Regions from separate parts of the Homo sapiens genome. Here region 2 is linked to region 1. Evidence: chromatin contacts called from ENCODE Hi-C or POLR2A ChIA-PET data. All regions are on one chromosome and are shown on one strand. Each heading gives the region's core, a stretch centred on a gene start or an enhancer-like site at or near the end of the contact. The rest is flanking DNA. Distances are from core to core; before and after follow the strand shown. Region 1 overlaps SYAP1 (synapse associated protein 1). Region 2 holds the start of TXLNG (taxilin gamma).

Evidence for each region. Hi-C counts contacts between places; a loop is a spot of excess contacts on that map. ChIA-PET counts read pairs that join two places held with the same protein, here RNA polymerase II (POLR2A). Pooled maps may share reads with other maps.
Region 2: a map of mammary epithelial cell shows a loop between it and region 1 (7-fold over the local background). The contact joins the promoter of TXLNG here to the enhancer-like site in region 1. A Hi-C loop is called at or near these places in 3 of 168 maps with a recorded cell type or tissue (HepG2, mammary epithelial cell and ovary) and 4 of 50 pooled maps. POLR2A ChIA-PET finds 5 or more read pairs at or near these places in 10 of 52 experiments (A549, AG04450, H1 and 7 more).

Annotation. Positions count from the first base shown.
Region 1 is chrX:16,742,548-16,746,297 of GRCh38, reverse strand. SYAP1 (synapse associated protein 1) reads right to left here. Exons shown (of 9, transcript NM_032796.4): 5 at 2,458-2,597. Among named protein-coding and RNA genes, the nearest start is that of SYAP1, 25 kb to the right of the region's middle. Within about 2 kb of position 2,182, at least 2 of the 41 ENCODE cell types and tissues checked have a DNase peak (open chromatin) inside an H3K27ac peak, as active enhancers do; they include PC-3, where a contact is called at or near this core.
Region 2 is chrX:16,784,875-16,789,109 of GRCh38, reverse strand. It overlaps TXLNG (taxilin gamma), which reads right to left and starts at 2,644. Exons shown (of 10, transcript NM_018360.3): 1 at 2,521-2,644. The coding sequence starts at 2,622. It overlaps LOC124905250 (a long non-coding RNA gene), which reads left to right and starts at 2,844. Exons shown (of 2, transcript XR_007068398.1): 1 at 2,844-3,040; 2 at 3,147-3,450. RefSeq lists enhancers at 1-302, 2,345-3,077, 3,049-3,248 and a silencer at 1,859-2,298.

The DNA.
Region 1 (3,750 bases), core at 933-3,432:
GCCATTGCACTCCAGCCTGGGCGACAGAGTGAGATTCCATCTCAAAAAAAAAAAAAGAAAGAAAAAAGACAAAGTCTAAAGATGAAATTTCTAATGAGATTTTTTTTTTTTTTTTTTTTTGCCATAAAACATACTTTTCTTATGGGAGGGTTGGGGAGGGCTCTAGAAATTTACCACTAATATGTTAATAATTATGGAGGGAAGAGTTTCACTACAAAGAAAAAAAGATTCCATATAACTGTTATTCTGAGTCTGGAAGAACACTTCCAGAGTGGTGTTTTCACAGACAGAAAACCTGTGCTGCTGTGTGAACCAAAAGGCTAGCAAATATTTGTTAAAACCGCTATGTGGCTGGGTAAGCATAGCAAAACAAACATGTGTTCATCTGTGCTCCCTCTGAAGATGCCAGGAAAGTAACAGAAAAGGAATTACATACATAAAAACACAAGGACAAAGAGAATGAGAGAGGAGAGGACAGTGGACGCTGTCAAGGGCAGTCAAGTGGAAAGCTGTCAAGTGGAAATGTCAAGGGCAGACAGTAATCTTTTTTTTTTTTTTTTGGAGACAGAGTCTCACTCTGTCGCCCAGGTTGGAGTGCAAATGGTACGATCTTGGTGCACTGCAACCTCTGTCTGCCGGGTTCAAGCAATTCTCCTGCCTCAGCCTCCCGAGTAGCTGAGATTACAGGCATGTGCCACCACACCAGGCTCTAATTTTTTGTATTTTTTTTTTTTAAGTAGAAACAGGGTTTCACTATTTGCCCAGGCTGGTCTCAGACAATCTGCCTGCCTTGGCCTCCCAAAGTCCTGGAATTACAGGCATGAGCAACTGCACCCGGCCTAGGCAAACAGTAGTCTACTTCGTTGACCAGAGAAAACTGTACTGAGTTGTCTGCAGCAAGGGTGGAAGCCCAGAGAGCCCCTGGGCCTCCCATCTTGCCCTGCCCTGCTCTGCCCATGTGGGGAGGGGAGCCAAGCTGCTCTACACTCAGGGACCGGTGGCACAGTTGAGACTGGGGGTGTGACATCAAGGTCAAGCCACAGGGGTCAAGGGATAGTCTGCCTATCAACTGGCTCTTCCCATTGTCCTGCCTGCAGCCAGGCAGGAGGCCGAGGAGTCCTCTGGGGATAAGCTACCTTCCCACAGCTACTGAGCCTCTCCAGGCCAAAAGGCTTGTCCCCACATTCAGCGGCCATGTACCCTTTCAGTATGGCACTGCTAATGCGAAGGGACAGGTAAGGAGAGTCTGCCACATAAACGACAGATCCCCAAACAAACAAAAGAGTCCCGAGGGAGGAAACAGCATAGAAAAAGGAGTCTGTCTTTTATTTGAGACAGGGTCTCACTCTGTTGCCCAGGCTGGAATGCCAGTGGCGTGATCATGGCTCACTGCAGCGTCGACCTCCCAGGCTCAGGTGTTCCTCCCGCCTCAGCTTCCTGAGTAGCTAGGACTAAAGGTGCGCACCACTACGCCCGGCTAATTCTTGATTTCTTTGTAAAGATGGTGGTCTTGCTATGTTGCCCAGGCTGGTCTCGAACTCGGCCTCACATGATCCTCCCGCCTCAGCTTCCTGAGTAGCTGGGACTAAAGGTGCACACCACCACGCCCGGCTAATTCTTGGTTTCTTTGTAAAGATGGTGGTCTTGCTATGTTGCCCAGGCTGGTCTCGAACTCAACCTCACGTGATCCTCCCACCTCAGCCTCCCAAAGTGTTGAGATTACAGGCATTGGCCACCGCACCCAGCTGAAAAAGGAGTCTTTTGAGAGAACTGTAACTAACGTACTCAGGGAACAGTAAGATACTGCACCCATATGACAAGGTTAAGAGAAAGGGAACAATGACAGAATAAGAAGGAACGCTGACTCCAAACATGCGACAGCTTCAATACAAGGGACTGGACTGGAGAAGGCACGGAAGAGCTTGAGACAGAACACCCAAGGGAAGCAGCAGCGGGGAAGGTGGCCCCTGTTGGCCGCACCACCAAGGCAGGCTTCCAGAATGCATCATGCATGCACTGGAGCCTACAGGACAAGCTGGGATTTGTGGAGCCCAGAAGAGCTGTTGGAGGAAAAGCCTTAGCAAAGAGAGCAGGAACACTGCCACTGGAGGGCAGAGCCTGAATGGAAAATGCAGTCAGCTTGGAAAAAAGATCCCGATGAGCCTCAGAGACCAGAATGTGATTCAGGGTGATGCAGCATGTTTGTGGTTTCTGTAGGGAAATGTGTTCTACCTTGTAACTGGGATAGAAAAGCACATTTCACCTCTACCCTGTATTTCCTGCCAAGTCAGACCTTGGTTTTGATTCCAGAGTGCCCTGACCAGGGGAGCTGCCAAAGGGCTGCGGGGCCTGCTTTTATGAACAGATAGAGACCCTTTTGGCCCCTTCCATCATTATGTGCTGATACTGAGCACATAATGGAGGCCATGAGGAAACGCTGGAGAACACTCTGCTTACAGTTTAGGAACGAGGGCAAATCTCATCTTGCTTAGCAGCTCATCCTCCTGGAGCATGACCAGGGCCACGGGGTACATCTGATCAAAGTCGAAATTAAATTGCACGCCAGCCGGAGGGTCACGAAGGAAATTCCTCTTGTCCTTTGATAAAAAAAGAAAAAAACACAGGGTATTCCACAAAATGCGATTAATAGATAACAATTTTTTTTTTTTTTTGAGACGGGTTGTCACCCAGGCTAGAGTGCAGTGGTGCAATCTCGGCTCACTGCAACCTCCACCTCCTGGATTCAAGCAATTCTCCTGCCTCAGTCTCCCGAGTAGCTGGGATTATAGGCACCCGCCACTGCGCCTGGCTAATTTTTGTATTTTTAGTAGAGATGGGGTTTCACTATCTTGGCCAGGCTGGTCTCAAACTCCTGACCTCGTGATCCACCTGCCTCGGCTTCCCAAAGTGCTGGGATTACAGGGGTGAGCCAATGCGCCCACTCTTTTTTTTTAATTTTATTTTTGTTTTGAGATGGAGTCTTGCTCTGTCGCCCAGGCTATAATGCAGTGGTGCAATCTCAGCTCACTGCAACCTCTGCCCCCTGGGTTCAAGCAATTCTCCTGCCTCAGCCTCCCGAGTAGCTGGGATTACAGGTGTGTGCTAGCACGCCTGGCTAATTTTTGTATTTTTACTAGAGATGGGGTTTCGCCATGTTGGCCAGGCTGGTCTCGAACTCCTGACCTCAAGTGATCCACCCACCTTGGCCTCCCAAAGTGCTGGGATTACAGGTGTGAGCCACTGCACCTGGCCTACTACATAACAATTTATCATAGACTGGGGAAATATTATATTCTTTCTTTATTTTGAGACAGTCTTGCTATGTTGACCAGCAGGAGTGCAGTGAGACTCTCAAAAAAAAAAAAAAAAAAAAAAAATAGAAGCGGACAGGGTGTAGTCGCTCATGGCTATAATCCAGCACTTTGGGAAGTTGGGCAAGAGGATCGCTTGAGGCCAGGAGTTCGAGACCAGCCTGGGAAACATAGTGAGAACCCATCTCTAAAAACAATTTTAAAAATTAGCTGGGCATGGTGGCTTACGCCTATCGTCCCAGATACTTGGAAGGCTAAGGCCGGAGGATCACTTGAGCCCAGTTCAAGGCTGCAGTGAGCCATAATTATGCCACTGTACTCTATCCTGGATGACCAATTGAGACTGTGTCTCTTAAAACAAAAACAAAACAAAACAAAACAAATTAAATTAAAAATTTTGGCAGCGCATGGTGGCTCACACCTGTAATCCCAGCACTTT
Region 2 (4,235 bases), core at 1,395-3,894, 42 kb before region 1:
TTAAACATTTCTGCTTCCTGAAAAAAAGGATAGAAGTTAAGCTGGAATTAAGAAATATTTTTTCAAGTCAGTGACCCAAAAGAAATTTTAAAATTAAGGGACACAATGAAGTAATGTAAAAATGATTTTTAAAAAAATTTTTGGCCAGTTGCAGTGGCTCATGCCTGTAATCCCGCCACTTTGGAAGGCCAAGGTGGGTGGCTTACCTGAGGCCAGGAGTTCAAGACCAGCCTGGCCAACATGGTGAAACCCTGTTTCTACTAAAAATATAAAAATTAGCTGGGCGTGGTAGCACACATCTGTAATCCCAGCTACTCAGGAGGCTGAGGCACGAGAATCGCTGGAACCCACGAGGTGGAAGATGCAGTGAGCCAAGATTGCATCACTGCACTGCAGCCTGGGTAACAGAGCAAGACTCTGACTCAAAAAAAAAAAAAAAAAACACAACAAGTTTGTTTGTTTTTTTAAGAGACAGGGTCTCACTCTGCGGCCCAGGCTAGCCTCCTGCTTCAGTCTCCTGACTAGGTGGTACTACAGGTGCATGCCACCATAGCTGGCTTAAAAATGATTCTTGCAAACACAAGATAATTCACCCAATTTGTTAAATGAAAATTCAAAGATTAATATTTTACCATGTATTTGAATGCCGTCACTGTCAGTTAGAAATCAAAAAGAAAAAGATGCTCAGAAGAGCATAAGCAAAGAAGAATGGAGTATGAGGTACATAAACAAAAATGAGTAGACACACACATGACTATTCCTATCCAGCTGTTAACCAGAGCTCTGCACCTCAAAGGGTCATTACCTCCTATCTTGGTTATTTTAAATGCTAGTTGATTAAACCTCAGTTCCTAATTCAACGACTTTTTGTCCTTATCCCAGTGTCATAAAAGGGAACTTATATCCTCAATTGCAGTGGCTTTTTATCAGAGTCCTCCTCCCCTGGGGAACCTACGAAATCAAACACTGAGATTGGCACTCCACCCTTAGGGAATAAGTGAAGTGTCCAAAGTGATGGTGTTGAATCCCTTACAGGACATTGGTCCACAGCTTCTTTTTCAGTCCTGCAAGCACTGGATCTTTCTTTTAGAATACAAAGAGAGGGAGAGAAAGAAAGAGAGGTAATTGAGAAGTAGTAACACTGTCATGCAGAAACATGAAAATACCTGACCTTAGAAACAGGCCCCAAAAAGCTAATTCTTAACACTCTGCTCAGACGTAAACTGGACCTTTGTTCTCCCATTTGAAGTTTATGAATTGCATTAGAAAAATATTATTTCGTAATTTCATACAGGAGTTAAGAGTGTTCAAATACATAATTAAGTAATATTAAATAGCCCTCGGTGATCAAGCAAGATATCCAACAAGTCGAACGTTTCAGTATGTTCACCTGCAAGGAAAAAAAGAGATGGGGTTCCCACCTTCCCAGTCTCAGTCCCCGCAATTATCCATTCCAGGGCCCCGAAAACCCTGTACCCCGTTCGTTGTGCAATCTTTTTCAAACTCCACCCACTGAGCTCCAGAACAAGTGGAATTGTCCCGTTCTGAAAGAGGTCTCAATTTTCCTGTATCTAGGGAGGGACTGAAAACTCCTTGACGTGAGTCAAGTAAGGCAAGGGGAACAGTCCGGCCTGTTTCCCAGATTAAGAAAGACCCAAGGCCAGGGTCGGGAAGGCATTCAAGTTTCCACTCATCAAATTAAAAAAATAATAAATGAAAGAAAAAAAAGAGGGGAAAAAAGAGGAGGGTGGTAAATAGGACTGGGAGGACCAGCTATCATGCGATATCCCAACTCTGCAGGACCGAGGTCCTCCAGCATCGCCTCCCCATCCATCCCCGGCCCCACGTGCAGCCAAGCCCTCGGAGCCCCGGGGTCTAGGTCCCGGGGGCCGAGCGTCCCGCTCGCACCGGCCCTGCGACACTCACCCGCTCGCCTGCCCGCCCGCGCAGTGGCGGGGAGCGCAGGGGGGCGGGGGAAGGGGGGCCAAGCACACCCCGGCTCCCGCGCGGTTATCTTACTGCGCAACAGCCTAGCCTGAGCAGCCCGGGGGCACCCCGCAGCGCGCCCTGCGCACCTGCCCGACGCCAGGAGGGCGAGCCCACGACCCCAGCGAGCCCCCGGACGGCGGCGCTCAGCGCCGGGAGCACGGTGACGGCGGTGACTGGGAGAAGGAACGCCTGGCGCCCGGATCCCCGCGGTGCTGGCCGCACGTGGCTGTCACACCTGGCGCACCCCCGCCTCGCACCCCTTCTCCCTTAGAACCGCGTGCGCCCCCTGCCCTCCCTCCCGGCTTCCCCGCCGCGCGCCGCCAAACCCCAACCGTCGTCCCTTCCCACCCCATCCATCGCGGTCCCACCCCCCCCCACCTGCTCCCACTGTCGTCACCCCCGGGAGGGAAGAAGACCGGATGTTCGTCCCGTGGCTATAGGTAACCAGGGAGAGAGAAGAGGTGGACCCTGAAAAAGGGAGCCCAAACATCCCCCGGGCCCGACAACAACGAGGGCGTCCCCCTGACTGACCTTCTGCCGCGGGCTGCGTCGCCGTCCGCCCCGTCCGGCCTCAGTCGCCTCTTCGGCGCCGCCGCCTCTTCCCCGCGCTGCCTCCTCTACCCGCGTCGCCATGAGGTGACGGCAGCAGCCAAACAAGCGGCCCGACAAGGGGCACAGAATCTCGCAGGGCCTTTCGCCCCGCCCCCGAGCCCCCACGACCAATCGCCGCATGTGAGACTTCCCACGTGACCGGAGGAGGTTGGCCCCCGAGGGGACGGAGCGAGATGGGGATGGGGAGCATTGAATACTGGGCTGGGCTTCAGCAAGACCGAAGGGCAGATAGAGGCCGTGTGAGTCTGCGCGGATCGGGAATGGGACTCGGGAGTGGACTACAAGTCCCAGCAGGGCGTGCGGCCACAGCTCGCAGGCTCGGATCGGGATTGGGACATAAGGCGGCGTTCTGAAAAGGGGAGAGTGCTGCACCCAGTGTGCTTCGTGTGCATCCTAGTGGGACTTGCGGTTTCTGGGGGCGATGTCTGGCTATAGGAAGGTACTCGTTATGATCTTTCGCGGAAAGTTTAGAAATATCCCCGTGTTTGAGAAGGAGCACGATCGGCGACACATTCTTGTGTTTTTGTTTTTGTTGCCGTTCTTAGGAATTGGGCGCGAATGATTTGGGGATAAGGGAAAATACTTCACGACTTTCAAGACGGAAGGTGTATTGGCTCTTAGAATTTGAAGTTTCGTGCTCGGGCACCTGCCCCGAGCCCTGCCCCTCCACCAGAGTTGTTACCACGGTTTACTTGTCCCGAGCTCCCGCGGGATAGGTGCCGCATTCTATTCACCTTGGTTGAACCGCCCCGGCTTCTGCACACTTACTTGGCACTTCATTCATGTTGAATGTATCCTGCTTTCTCCCACCCCATTTACTCGTTTCATTACCTAAATTTTTTCAACAAACTCGGTTTGCTGAACCGAATTTTTTTTTTTATTGATATGATGTTGGGGGGGAGAGGGGAGATTTCCTCAGGAATATTCCCTATTTCCATCTGATGGAACCAGATCTCCAATGGCCGAGCTTCTGAAAGGCACAGACCATCATGAAATCCTGATATATTGTCTTAAATAATTCATTATGAGGCCGGGCGCGGTGGCTCACGCCTGTAATGCCAACACCTTGGGGGACCGAGGCGGGTGGATCACAAGGTCAGGAGTTCCAGACCAGCCTGGCCAACACAGTGAAACTCCGTCTCTACTAAAAATACAAAAATTAGCCGGGCATGGTGGTGGTGGTGGGCTTTTCTTTTTTCTTTGTTTTTGTTTTCCCAAGACGGAGTCTTGCTGTCACCCAAAGCTGGAGTGCAGTGGCACGATCTCAGCTCACTGCAACCTCCGCCTCCCAGGTTCAAGCAATTCTCCTGCCTCAGCCTCCCGAGTAGCTGGGATTGCAGGCACGTGCCACCACGCTGGGCTAATTTTTGTATTTTTAGTAGAGAGAGGGGTTTCACCATGTTGGCCAGGCTGGTCTTGAACTTCTGACCCCCTGATCTGCCCTCCTCGGCCTCCCAAAGTGCTGGGATTACAGGTGTGAGCAACCGCCCCCAGCCGGTGGTGGGCTTCTGTAATTCCAGCTATTTGGGATCTGAGACAGGAGAATCGCTTGAACCCGGGCAGCAGAGGTTGCAGTGAGCCAAGATCGTGCCATTGAACACTCCAGCCTGGGTGAGGAGAAACTCCATCACACA